Regions from separate parts of the Homo sapiens genome. Here region 2 is linked to region 1. Evidence: read pairs that join two places in POLR2A ChIA-PET (ENCODE). Cell type or tissue: IMR-90. All regions are shown on one strand. Each heading gives the region's core, and the rest is flanking DNA. Links, peaks and the distances in the headings are about the cores only.

The links. Peaks named below come from ENCODE experiments on the same cell type or tissue, not always from the same donor. Only the 100,000 strongest peaks of a DNase experiment are listed, where the experiment ranks them.
Region 2: POLR2A ChIA-PET joins it to region 1 with 15 read pairs; 14 of 35 experiments call an interaction of 5 or more read pairs at or near these places.

Annotation. Positions count from the first base shown.
Region 1 is chr12:46,362,150-46,368,733 of GRCh38, reverse strand. SLC38A2 (solute carrier family 38 member 2) reads left to right here. Exons shown (of 16, transcript NM_018976.5): 5 at 1,394-1,467; 6 at 1,566-1,658; 7 at 1,789-1,870; 8 at 3,545-3,627; 9 at 4,032-4,090; 10 at 4,178-4,345; 11 at 4,731-4,810; 12 at 4,908-5,008; 13 at 5,589-5,713; 14 at 6,096-6,240; 15 at 6,353-6,450. Among named protein-coding and RNA genes, the nearest start is that of SLC38A2, 7.3 kb to the left of the region's middle. In IMR-90, for the core only: no CTCF peak of the experiment used is centred there; a DNase peak (open chromatin) is centred at 3,273; H3K4me3 peaks cover 579 bases.
Region 2 is chr12:46,520,586-46,527,169 of GRCh38, reverse strand. The region is part of intron 3 of SLC38A4-AS1 (SLC38A4 antisense RNA 1); the gene reads right to left. Among named protein-coding and RNA genes, the nearest start is that of SLC38A4-AS1, 140 kb to the right of the region's middle. In IMR-90, for the core only: no CTCF peak of the experiment used is centred there; DNase peaks (open chromatin) are centred at 2,149 and 2,819; H3K4me3 peaks cover 1,087 bases; H3K27ac peaks cover 3,981 bases.

The sequences.
Region 1 (6,584 bases), core at 1,187-6,186:
TCAGACTAGGTCCTGTAAAACTTCTGGCATTTAGAATGGTAGTGTAAAGCCACTTCCTCTGTTTAACTAATAGACATCAGTTTCTTTGTCAGCACCTTACATGGTACTGCGTGCAGTTTGTTCATACGGAATTAAAAAACATGTAACTCTTCTCCTTTGCAAGGTTTTCTATGAGTTTCCCTGTTTTGTTATTTAATTTCTTTAAAAAATTAGTCTGTATCTCTGGGCTCTCCTAGGTGGAAGGAAAGTAAAGCTGGAATGAGGGAGAACCCTTACCCTAAAGGAAAATTAGGTGACATTAGGGTCCCTTTAGTCACTCTATGTTACCTTATTTATTTATTTTTTTTCTGTTGCTCAATCCAAGTGAAAGGGTCAAGGGAGGAAAGGCTTAGAGACAGTCAAGCTGATAGCCTACTTGTTCTAGCACAGACATTGTTTAACTGTGACAATAGTGGGCCTGTATTCCTTGCCATGGGGTGCAATGTAGTATGTCATCACAATGGTTAGTTCTCTGATTTGTGCCCAGTTGTTAGTAAAGCTTGTAGTGCCTCTTAAAATGTTAGTATCATGTTAGTGTCATTTCCCCCTTACCATTCTTTTCCTTTTCTTTCTTTTTTTTTTAAAAAGACAGTATTTCATTTTGTCCTCCAGGCTGAGTGCAGTGGCAAACTGCTGGGCTCAAGTGATACCCCCACCTCAGCCTGAGTAGCTGAGACTATAGGTGTACACCACCACAGCTGGCTTTTTGTTTTTCCTTCGGTAGAGATGTGGCTTCCCTATGTTATGTTGTCCAAGCTGATCTCGAACTCCTGGCCTCAAGCAGTCATCCTGCCCCAGCCTCCTAGAGTGCTGGGATTACAGGCATGAGCCACTGCACCTGGCCTGTCATTCCTGTTTTTGTGTATACGGTCCATGTGGTCTTAAAACCTTTCCTGAACGTGTCTCAGTTGAATTTCCCAAGAACCTTGTGGGCTGGGTTTAGTGGCGGATATTACTAATATTTTACAGATAAGGGGAACTACTGAAATGCAGAAAGGTGGCAAGCATACAGCTCATTATTGTGGTGCCAGAATCAAAATACAAGTTTCAAACTCCATCACTGGGAAGTTGAGCTTTCCAGTGTCTCATGCTATGTTTGGCTCAGTGGGTAGACATCCTTGTTCCTAACCAATGCTGTAGAACTATCACCTGAGAAATGATGCAAGTTTTTACTGCCAGCCAAGAGACAGTGTTGCCATTCCAGTTAGTAGGAGAGGAAATGCCAGTTCTTCAGGGCATTTTGACACAAATAGGACAAGTTGCACACATAATGTTATTTAAACATCCAGAAAGAGTTGTCTTTAAATATAGCCATGCTTATTTATAACCCTATGCCTTTTCCTTCTCTCACCAGAATTCTCTTGACATTTGTGTCAATATTTTCCCTGTATTCTGTTCATCTCCTTTTGAAGACTGCCAATGAAGGAGGTATGATAGCATTCTTGATTTTTCTAAAACAATGTATACCTATCATTTTATTTCTCTTTTAAAATCCTTGGCTTCATGCTTCTGTCTTCAAATTGTAGGGTCTTTATTATATGAACAATTGGGATATAAGGCATTTGGATTAGTTGGAAAGCTTGCAGCATCTGGATCAATTACAATGCAGAACATTGGAGGTAAGAATTTTTCAAAAGATTATTTGGGTAGACTTTATGCTCATTGTGGAGCACAGAATGGTGACACATGCGTTTTAGTGTCACGTGCCGCGTTTTGCACTTGTAATGGTATAATTTTGTTTTCCTCCAGCTATGTCAAGCTACCTCTTCATAGTGAAATATGAGTTGCCTTTGGTGATCCAGGCATTAACGAACATTGAAGATAAAACTGGGTAGGTGCTAAGTAAGGTTACTCATAAGAAACAATTATAGTCAAAAGTGGTTAGATACATTTTTATCAAAGTTGTATACAAAATGATTAGTTAATTATCCATAAATGTTCCTTTTGAAACTGACCAAGAAGGCCCCCCATCCCCGTAAACTGATTCGAACTTTGGAGAAGGAAAGGCCGAAAGATAGTAGCTAGCCCTACAATTTTGGATATCTTAATTTCTAAAACAGGTTTTCTAGAACTTGCTTTCTGTCTTTATGTTCATACTTAAAGAAGTTATAGGTGTTTTTAATATATATCCTAAGTGAGGACTGAAGCTTTGAATTACATTAAAAATTAATCCGTCTTATTTTTGTAAGTTTGGAATTCTTAAGACTTAATCTGTTCAATGCAAAATACAGGCTGGACATCCCTAATCTGAAATCCAAAACTTTTTGAGTGCCAACATGACACTACAAGTGGAAAATCCACACCTGATCTCGTGACAGGTGTGCAAAATTAATTAAAATACTGTATAAAATCACCTTTAGGCTATGGGTTTAAGAAGGTGTATAGGAAACATAAGTGAATTTTGTGTTTAGACTTCAGTGCCATCTCCAAGATACTTCAAATATGTATGTGCAGGTACTCCAAAGTCCAAAACACTTCGGTCCCAAGCATTTTGAATAAGGGATACTCAACATGTGCCAGAAAATGTTTGGGCATGCTATAGAAACCATTTTCTTCTAGCAAAGTTACTCATCCCAGTGAACTCACAGGTATTTATCTAAAGTAAACATGGGGAAGGATAATTTACTTCCCACCCTATGTGCAGCTCATTACGTCAAAATAGAGAAGTGCTGTTATCTCAGATGTGGCTTTAGAAATTTAATTTTTTAAGCTGATCTTTAAGTGTTGGTGTTCTGCAGAGTGCTTACTGCTGAAGTGAACAGAATTCATGAGGCAATTAGAATTTGAAAATAGTGATTTAGAAGACAGTGCAATTCATGATTTACCTAAAAAGAAAAAGGCTTAGAGGATATACATAATGTTTTCTAAAGTTCAAAAGGGATATTTTTGGCTGTCTTTGGAGTTAAAGGTGGGTCAAGATGTCACAACATACTCTGATAACCTGGAATAAGTCCTGGTTTGGGGGACTGAGTTTTATAATTTTTTTTATGGGGGGGGCAGTTTGCCTGTGCATTTTATGAAAACGTTTCCTCATTGAAATATTTAATAATATTTGCTAACGCATCTGGAAAAAAACTTGTTTTAAAATTTTTTAGTTTCCAGCATTAGAAATTACATGCTAAAGCTGTACCAAAGTTGGTGTACAATTTTTCTGAAAGTGCTTAAAGATAAGATTACTGGCTTAACAAACAAGCTTTGTTCCCTGCATTAGTATCAAGTCTTTGAGAAGCATTTTGTGTTATGAATCAGCTGGCAGCCTTCCCAGAGCAAGTAGTGGGACAAAAGTTACACTGTTTTATACCCGACTTCTAACCTGAGTAAATGTTCATCTAGCACACAAAATTAAAAAGTTATTCCTATCTTGAACAGGGGAAACTTTTTCCAAACATGTCTTTTTTGTGTGTTTGTTTTCATGGTATTCCTATGAAATGAGTCCTGTTAGAAGATGTGTATATTTTTCAGAGGATATTTGTGACTGTTTTGACCTTGTTTCTGTTTTCTTTAGATTGTGGTATCTGAACGGGAACTATTTGGTTCTGTTGGTGTCATTGGTGGTCATTCTTCCTTTGTCGCTGTTTAGAAATTTAGGTGAGCAAACTCATCTCTAAAGAGAATTGAAATGAGCCTCTCACCAGTTAGTTGGGCTTTCTCTGAATAGAAATTAATCAGAATGAAAAAGCCCTAGAAAGTAGAAAGGTATATCTTTGGGACTTACAGCATGCAAAATTTAGGAGCCAAAATATTTAATTGACACTATATGTTGTGCTTTGTAAGAAATAATGCAAATGATAGTTTTTATTAGCTTGGGTTATGACAAGTATATTTAAATAAATCTATAATTTAGTATCATAAGAATTAGAAATTTAGTGCTATACACATACTTTAGTGCCTAAAGTCTTCCCAGCAGAATTGAGTTATTCAGTGGGAAAAAGATATTTGCCTTAAATCTGTTTCATTAAACTAATACTGATTCCTGCCACCCCTCCTTATAGGATATTTGGGATATACCAGTGGCCTTTCCTTGTTGTGTATGGTGTTCTTTCTGATTGTGGTGGGTATGATTTTTTTTTTAGAAAAAATTTTTTATAAGCCCTGCCATGTCACTTAGTTTAACACATGCAAAATAATATATTTTTAGGTCATTTGCAAGAAATTTCAGGTTCCGTGTCCTGTGGAAGCTGCTTTGATAATTAACGAAACAATAAACACCACCTTAACACAGCCAACAGCTCTTGTACCTGCTTTGTCACATAACGTGACTGAAAATGACTCTTGCAGACCTCACTATTTTATTTTCAACTCACAGGTAACTAAATATGCTTATTTTCTCAAAAGAAGAGTTTAGGGAAGAAAAGAGGGAAGCTATTCACTCCCAGGGTAAAGGGAGGAGGATAATAGGTGCTTTATAGAAAACATGTGATTAGCTAATTATTGAGGACTGTGAAGAAAGTTTTGGTTTACATCTGAAAATAGATTGAGAATTGAGATAATCATATGGTGCTAATAATTGACACATTCAGAAGTGAGGATATTGATCATACTTCATGAACAGATTAGAAGAATGGAAGCTAATTACACAAAGGAAACTTAGGCTTTGATTCTAAGATTGTTTACATAAAATATATGCTGCGGAAATGTGACAGCATGAGTTCGTTACATCAGATTAAGTAGATTTTTACGTTTTCTTTCAGACTGTCTATGCTGTGCCAATTCTGATCTTTTCATTTGTCTGTCATCCTGCTGTTCTTCCCATCTATGAAGAACTGAAAGAGTGAGTATTTCATTTTTACATAAATTTGAGAAAATATTAGACAATTGCTGTAACTGCTGCTGAAATATATATTTGAATTTTCTCTTGAATTACATAGCCGCAGCCGTAGAAGAATGATGAATGTGTCCAAGATTTCATTTTTTGCTATGTTTCTCATGTATCTGCTTGCCGCCCTCTTTGGATACCTAACATTTTACGGTAAGTAACGCCTCCTTTACCAAAACAAAAACAAAAACAAAAAAAAACGCTTATTGAAATGAAGCTGCTAGTTTTCTATGTGTAGTTCCATCACTTTAAAAATAGTCTGTTTTAATATATTTCATATTTGTGATGAGAAATTAAATTTAGAGCTTAGAATTTTCTGTAGTGTATTTAATCAGTAATTTCTAGAATCCAGGTTTGAAAATATCATTAATCATTTGATGGCATATTTGTATGATATGCCAGCCTCTGAGTTCATATTGCCTGTCTCCTCTCCCATCACCTTCAGACTATGTAACACAAACACAAATTGCAAGCCAAGCCAGGAGATTTAGCTGCTTAACTCCTGTTGTTTTTAATGGGAGTCATGTGGCTAAATCTCTGTGGTATTTAGAAAAATTTTCCTTCAATGTTACTTTAATTGCATTAACTATAATTCCAAACAAATCTTATTAGCCTCTTAGTTTATAGTCGTTTTGTGAGTAGCTAAATAACTGGTGCACATTTTGCTGTTAAATTTTCTACTTGGTGTCCAATGAAAACAGCCAATCAAAGTTTTTTTGGTCTTTCCCTGTAGAACATGTTGAGTCAGAATTGCTTCATACCTACTCTTCTATCTTGGGAACTGATATTCTTCTTCTCATTGTCCGTCTGGCTGTGTTAATGGCTGTGACCCTGACAGTACCAGTAGTTATTTTCCCAGTAAGTAATCACTTGCTCTGCTTTCAGTAGGAAGGAGTTTTTAGACATGTGAATATTGGTGAGATTTTCATCTTCTGGAAGAAGGGAAACACCAGTAGAACAATACTAAGTTGGTGGTGGTTTTGAAGGGGCTTTTTAAAAATACAGTGTATATTTTCAAAATACCCTGGGGACATTTTTTTCACCATAAGATATAAAATGATCTTTAAGTGTTCAGATGTTCAGGAAACAGCAGAGAAAGAGGCACAGTTTTATTTAGAAATAGTTACTATTTTGGATAGATTCCTTGTTACTTGGGCATTCTTTTCATTCATTGAAGCTGGATTTTTAAATTTTATATTGCTGCTATTTTTAAAATACATTTTATTTATTTTTTTTGCAGATCCGGAGTTCTGTAACTCACTTGTTGTGTGCATCAAAAGATTTCAGTTGGTGGCGTCATAGTCTCATTACAGTGTCTATCTTGGCATTTACCAATTTACTTGTCATCTTTGTCCCAACTATTAGGGATATCTTTGGTTTTATTGGTAAGTTTTAGAAAGTATCCAAGTGGATTCAAACATCAGGGATTTTAAGATTTAAAGAATGAATGACGAGTGGTTCATTGAATCCTCAAGAAACATAAATGTTGTTTTACAGGTGCATCTGCAGCTTCTATGTTGATTTTTATTCTTCCTTCTGCCTTCTATATCAAGTTGGTGAAGAAAGAACCTATGAAATCTGTACAAAAGATTGGGGTGAGTGAAAGATTATAACCATAGAAACAGTAATAATATCATAAATTTCCCCAACTGATTTTAATTTTATTCTCATAGCTGTTATTTGTTATGGTTTCACTTTTAAGTTTCCAGCAAACATTTCTGTAATGGTA
Region 2 (6,584 bases), core at 739-5,738, 160 kb before region 1:
CAAAACCAGTCAATTAGTAGAGCTTACTAGAGCACTACGTTGAAAGAATTCTGAGACCTGGTCTAGGCTCTGTGGAAAAGAGGGCATATCATGAACCTGCAAGAGATTATCTTTTTATATGCAGCAATTCTCAATTTGATTTAACTATGATACCCTCTTTTCAAAGAACTTATCTTGGGAGTAGTTTTTACAGAATACAGTTTAGAAAATGATGTGCCTCACATTGTACACTGCTCCATGTCTCAATAAGCTCATCCCTGGAGTCACAAAGGAACATGGCACATTGTGTAGCAATTCATACAGTTGGAGGCGTCATGATCATATATAGAGACTGTCTTGCCATTAAAAATAAACCAACGTGTTTTAAGATTTTGCTGACACTCTTTGTAGTAAGACATCACTCTTTATGATGAAAACTTCAGTCCCTGAGCTCTCCTCACTTATTGTATTCCCAATGGAGAGACTTATATTCTGGGGAAACCTTCATAAAGATTGACAAATAGAGAAATTTAGGACTTTTCTACTTAATTAGCAGAACACAAAGATGTCTCTAGAAATTTTTCTCAACACAATATGATTTTTCCAATGAAAATCTGAAGTGCCCAAAAGAGAAGAGTTCACTTTTCAGAAGTTCACACATGGATTAGTCCCTGTCATGTAACATTAGATTTGCATGTTTCGGTAGGTCAGCTGTTAGCATTGCTACTCTGGAGGGGACAGAGCAGGGGGTAGGGCCAGCGGGGTGGGGAGGTGGCCTCTCAGCTGTTGCATTTGGCATTGCACCTGTGCGCCTACTCAGAGCTTTTTGAAATGTGGCCCCATCCAGAATACTTCTAGTTACTTGAATGCTGGCAAAGATAAATACATTGCTTTTTAGTTTTGAAAAAAAAAAATGCCCAAAGGCATTTTTCTTCTTGCTGATTTTTCTTCTTGGACTCTAAAGAACACTCCTTTTCAACTTTTCTGGAATGTAGACAATCCTGGGAAAAGTATATGGATTTATTTTCCACCTTTTCTTGGCACCCTCCAACTGAGCTTTATTCTTTTCCCTAGCAAAGGGGTCCTAAACCCACATGCCCAGACAACCCAGACGACCTGAACTTTTCAGTGAATCTATGCTATCCTCAAATCCCGGACCATGGCTGCCCTTCCTGTGCCTCTCTCTTCCCATTCTGGCTTAGTGTCTCGTCTTCTTTCTTTCTCTCATCCAGACCTCTAAGTGAAACTTCTTTCATTTTTTAATTGTTTGTATCCTCTTTATTATTTTTAGCATCTCAATCTGGAGAATCAGCGAATGGTAGCAGAACTTCCATGGACATTGGTGTCAGATAGACTGAGTCTCAGACTCCAATTTAGCCACTGTCTGGATTTGGGCAAGTTATTTAATCACTTTAAGTTCCTTCATCTGTACAACAGATATTTTAATAGCTAATTTGCAGGGCTTGTGGAGAAATAAATGTGTGCAAAGGCCTAATGGTAGGTGCTAAATAAATGGTACCTCTTATTGTTGTTACTTTAATTATCATTGCTTCAATCTGCTGGCGACTGCTTTCTGTGGACTTCCCCTCCTCGCCATGTTGCTGTCCATCACCCTCTCCCTTCTCTGTAAGGGGCACAAAAGCACTGATCCAAAACCTGAATTGCTGGTTCTCTTGTCTAAGACCATTTGGTTACTGCCCAGGGAATAAGAGAAGCTCCCTTCCCATCCACTTGGCACAATGGGTCACATTATTTGCTAAAAGGCAACTAAATGAGACCAGGAGACTTTGTCATAATCAAGCTACCACCTCCCCCAACCAAAGTGAAAATGTGAAGACTTTTGGGCAAGACCAGGAGCGAGGACTTCAGGTGTTTATCAATTACTTCAAGGGCTAGGCCCTATTCCAGATATCTCCACAGCAACAGACCTTCTTTTGCATTTTAACTGTAGTCAGTGACTCCAAACCATTCCTCCTTGGGGAGAACATGAAGAACTCCTTGTCTGGTTTAGGATTTACACATCTGGGGAATCCTTGTCTTTACTAACCTGTTCCAGCTGCCCTGGTCCAGCTCTCCAGAGAACTCAATGTCACATGGGAGAATGAGGCACAGCTGCAGCTTGCAGTGAGCAGCTCCGCCAGGCAAACAGCCACCTCCCTTGTCAGAACAGAGAGAAACACCAGGCCCCTGGGGCTCTGTGCCAGAGGAATTTAGAATGTATTCCCCCTCTTGGGTCAGCCACTTCCCTGAGCCTAAAGGACTTCCCACGCCTGCTTTTCTCTGACCTCCCTGAGGAGTCACAGTTCCTCAACAAGCTAGCCACACTGATTTAGCATCCTTACCCACATGAACTATCTCCTACCCCTAGCCTCCTCCCATCTCCATCCCCAGTCTCTTTACTTGCTCTTTCCTATGCTTGGAAAAATCTGGCATAGTCCTTCCCATTCTGACCTTCTGCCCTGAAAGGCACAGATGGAGAAACACTTCTTCACTGAGCAATTACCTTGACAGCAGCCACATTTGGGGAGACAAGTAGAGACACCACCAGTTTTTAGGACTTCTCTACTTCTCCATAATTGGGTCCTTGTCATTAGGACTAAATCACCAAAACTGCCAGCAGCAGGGTGGTCAAGTCTCTCAGGAAAACTGTACTAGATATTCCTAATCTTTTCAAGAAAACCTGCTCTGCCCACTGGTCTGAAAGAGGCAGCTCTATCCTCCCATATGATCTTAACTGCATGGGCCATGACTGGATCATGATGAACAACTGACCAAAGAGAACTCAATCCGTTAGCTAGACAGTGGCTTATGACTCATGTGGTCCAGCTCAAACAGATGAGCTGGGCCAATCAGACCCTCACAAATTGTGTATCAAGACACACACAAGCCAGTTGCTATCAGTGCTGTCGGGAAGGCCACTGGAGTCATACGCAAGGTGAGTAAGCAGAGGAATTTGGTCAAGACGGGGCGGGAGGGAACAGAAGCATAGACAGAGGCAGAGATGGGAAGGCCACGATGATATGAAAAGATAGAGTAGCCCAGCTGTGCCTTCTAGCTCCCAGCCCCACCCTGTGAGGCTTACTCTACCTTTCATCTTTGCCCTATGACTTTCATTCAGTCTCCTTCTGGCGGAAGCTAGTTCAAACAAGGTTTCGTTTCTTTACAGTCAAAAGAATCTTAATGTAAGCAGTTTCTCCAGAATAGCTTCCTGTGTCTAAACATTTTTCCGGACGTGCTGCATTGTAGTCTGAGTCTCCTGTTAGTCAAAATAATAAATATAGCCATCACTTTCTGAATGCTTTCATTATGCCAGGCAGTGTGCTAAGAGCTTCATACATATTATCTCATTTTTTCTCATAGCGATGTAGTAGTAGTATCCCTGTTATACATGTAAGAAAACTAAGAATTAGAAAAGCTATGCAAAATTGCCCAAGGTCATGCACTTTCTAAGTGGGAGACCCAGCATCTGACTCTGTGCTCCTAACTATCCTTAGGATGTTGTCCTTTGTACAGTCAGACTGGCAGGATTAAGCATTGCAGCTGCAACCTGCAGGAATGTGGCTATAGGCTCCACAGGCCCTCCTGGGAGGGGCCAACATCCTAATGCCGTAAACCAACAAGGATGTCCAAGGTGGGACTAAGAATTATAGAGGCCACCACAGACACTGGTCACAACACCTACTCTCCCACCAGTGGGTCTCAAAAAAGATCAGAAGCATAAATCCCTTTTCCCATCTCCAGCTCATTACAGGATTCCAAGAGGAAATGTGAAAATGAAAACATGTTAGGAAGCCAGGCGCGGTGGCTCACGCCTGTAATCCCAACACTTTGGGAGGCCGAGGCAAGCGGATTACCTGAGGTCAGGAGTTCAAGACCAGCCTGGCCAACATGGTGAAACCCCCTCTCTACTAAAAATACAAAAATTAGCTGGACACTGTGGCATGCTCCTGTAATCTCAGCTACTCAGGAGGCTGAGGCACGAGAATCACTTGAACCTGGGAGGCAGAAGTTGCAGTGAGCAGAGATCACGCCACTGCACTCCAGCCTGGGCAACATACTCCACCTAAAAAAAAAAAAAAAAAAAAAAAGCAAGAAAGAAAGCAAGAAAAGAAAAAAAGAAAACATGTTAGGAAAGGCAGATGTGACTGCAAACTTACCTACAGCCCTGATGATTTTTTGAGGAACAATTCCTAAATATATTAAGTAATACAGAGGTAAACTTGATTTAAAAAAAAAATCTCCTTTATTTATCCCTTGGTAACCCTAAACATATTTTTAAATGAACATTTTCTAAATATAATGTCCTGGAGATTATTGTTAGGCTTCTGCTTCACTGATACACAATTCACAAAACTTATTTGTACAGGAAAAGATAAAAATCAATGCAGGTTGACAGTTAATAAAGTATAGATGGCAGCATGATATTTACTAAGTTGTCCAAGCCCCAATTCTGATCAAGCACTATTAGTTATCCTCCAGAGTATCTGCTAGGATAATAGAAATGACATTAAAAAAAGATGTCGTATTCAATAACACATTTACCTTTCCGGGACAGATAAATGACTGATATTGGGGGTCAGTGTATAACCCTCCTATGGGAAGAAAGACAATGATAAGTGCAAATAGCAATTAAATGTGCTCTAGAAGTTGTTGTGGTTTTGTTTTGTTGTTTTTTTTTTTTAAACTGGAGCTGTAATTACAGGGCTACTAAAGATGTGAAGTATATAGTTAAGGTTTTGTCAGCACTTTTATTGTAATACTTAGTGAGATTAGTCATTTTAGTTGTTCCCTTTGTATGCCAAAAATGGAAGACAGCTGTTTGTGCACTAAAAACTGCTTTTTAAAGGATAGTTCTCTCTGGTTATCAAGCATATTTTGCCATCAGGGAAACATATTTTAAAGCTTTTGCACTGTCAAAATGAAGTGTGTAGGAATGATTGCTTTAGCTGTTACTTCTAAATAACGACAGGAAGATCTAACATGTGGTAATACTGCACAAGGATGATACAAAGTATCTGGCTAGATTCACAACTATTCCAATTACTATCTCTTCCTGCAAGATGTATTTCTGATGGCACTCATCAGACCCTGAATTCATTCCCTGAGCTTGAGAGTGCTACAGAAGTGTTTAGGGCCAGTTCTGTGGCAGCCCTCATGGAAACAAAGAAAAGCCTAAGGGCTGGTAACCTGCATCACGACCAGCCCATCACCCAAGAACACAGCCAGCTTCTTTTGCAAGGTTGTACCTGTTAGTCAATCAAATCTAAATCTGAGAGTTGTGACTGACTTAGACCTATTCATCTTCCAAAGTATAAACCTTAAGAATTTGTTTCCACTAGTGCATTAAATATTTGCCATCTAACAGACCAAAAAGCCTGAAGCTTAACTAAATTTTAAATAAAGCTCATGTGTATCATTTGTTCTTAGTTGCAACATGTCAAGTTACCAAGAGAGGTAATATTTATCTCTCTTCTGTGGATGTTTTGAAGATCAACATCTTTTTTTTTCCAGAGGCACTCAATTATTTTTTTTCTCCTATTCAACCTATAACCTAATAGGAAATCTACTGCGCTGCTTTGCAGAATGAGTTTTTTTAATGGTCCTGACTCTTAAGGTTTTACTGTAGTTACTGAGTAAGACCTAAAAACATAAAACAATTAACCAACACTAATCAATGTACTAAAAGACGTCTGTGGCATGGATGGAGAGGTACAGCTCAGACCTGCTTTTAAGAGAAGAGTCACTGCCCATCTGTCAGGGCTGTGGGGAACAGACAACCTCCAGCTGTTAGCCTCTTCAGCTTGCAAGCCAAGGTCACACTCTTCTCAAGGTCACACTCTTGCCCAGACAGTAACTGAGCAAGGCAGTAGTACAGGACCTGGCCATTTACACCCAATGAGTGCTCCTCTAACAGGCTCTCTGCTACAGGACTCTTCACTGGACTGGCAGGAACTTTATCAGATCTGCATGCCATTTGATGGCTCCTGTGCCCAATCCTGCTCTTTTTCTTTCACCGCAATCACTTCTCAATAAACCTATTGCAGTCCTAACTATGTCTCAGAGTCTGCCTTCTGGAGATCCTGACCTGCAACAGGGTCAAAATATTAGCCAAAGTCAAGAAGGGGTTGGGACCAGGATTCTGCCATTATTAGAGGTGAAGAGGGTTTGGGAGAGGTATTAAAGTTCACCAGGGGAATTGTGACAATTAATGAGCTTTGAGCCCCACTGCCTTAAATGATACCTGCACGTGGAAGGCCAGGGAAGATCAGGAACCAGTGAAAGAGAGTTCTGATAAGACCACTCCAGTGTAAGTTAGGGAGGAAGGGCACTCGAGGAAGGAAGACGTGGTTCTCCACCATTCCTCTCCTGAGAAAGAGAGCTTTATAGTCATATTGTGGGCGAAATTCATATCTTGCACTAAGAAAAGTTCAATTGGAGTCCTAGCTCTCTCACTGATAATCCGTGTGACATTGGACAGGCCACTTTACTTCCCTGGATGTCCTTCTTTCACTAGGTCTGATGCTGATTCTCCTGCCCCCCTCACAGGGCAGTGATGTGGAACCAAGTGAGACAGTGCACAGAAAAGCATTTTATTGGCTGAACAG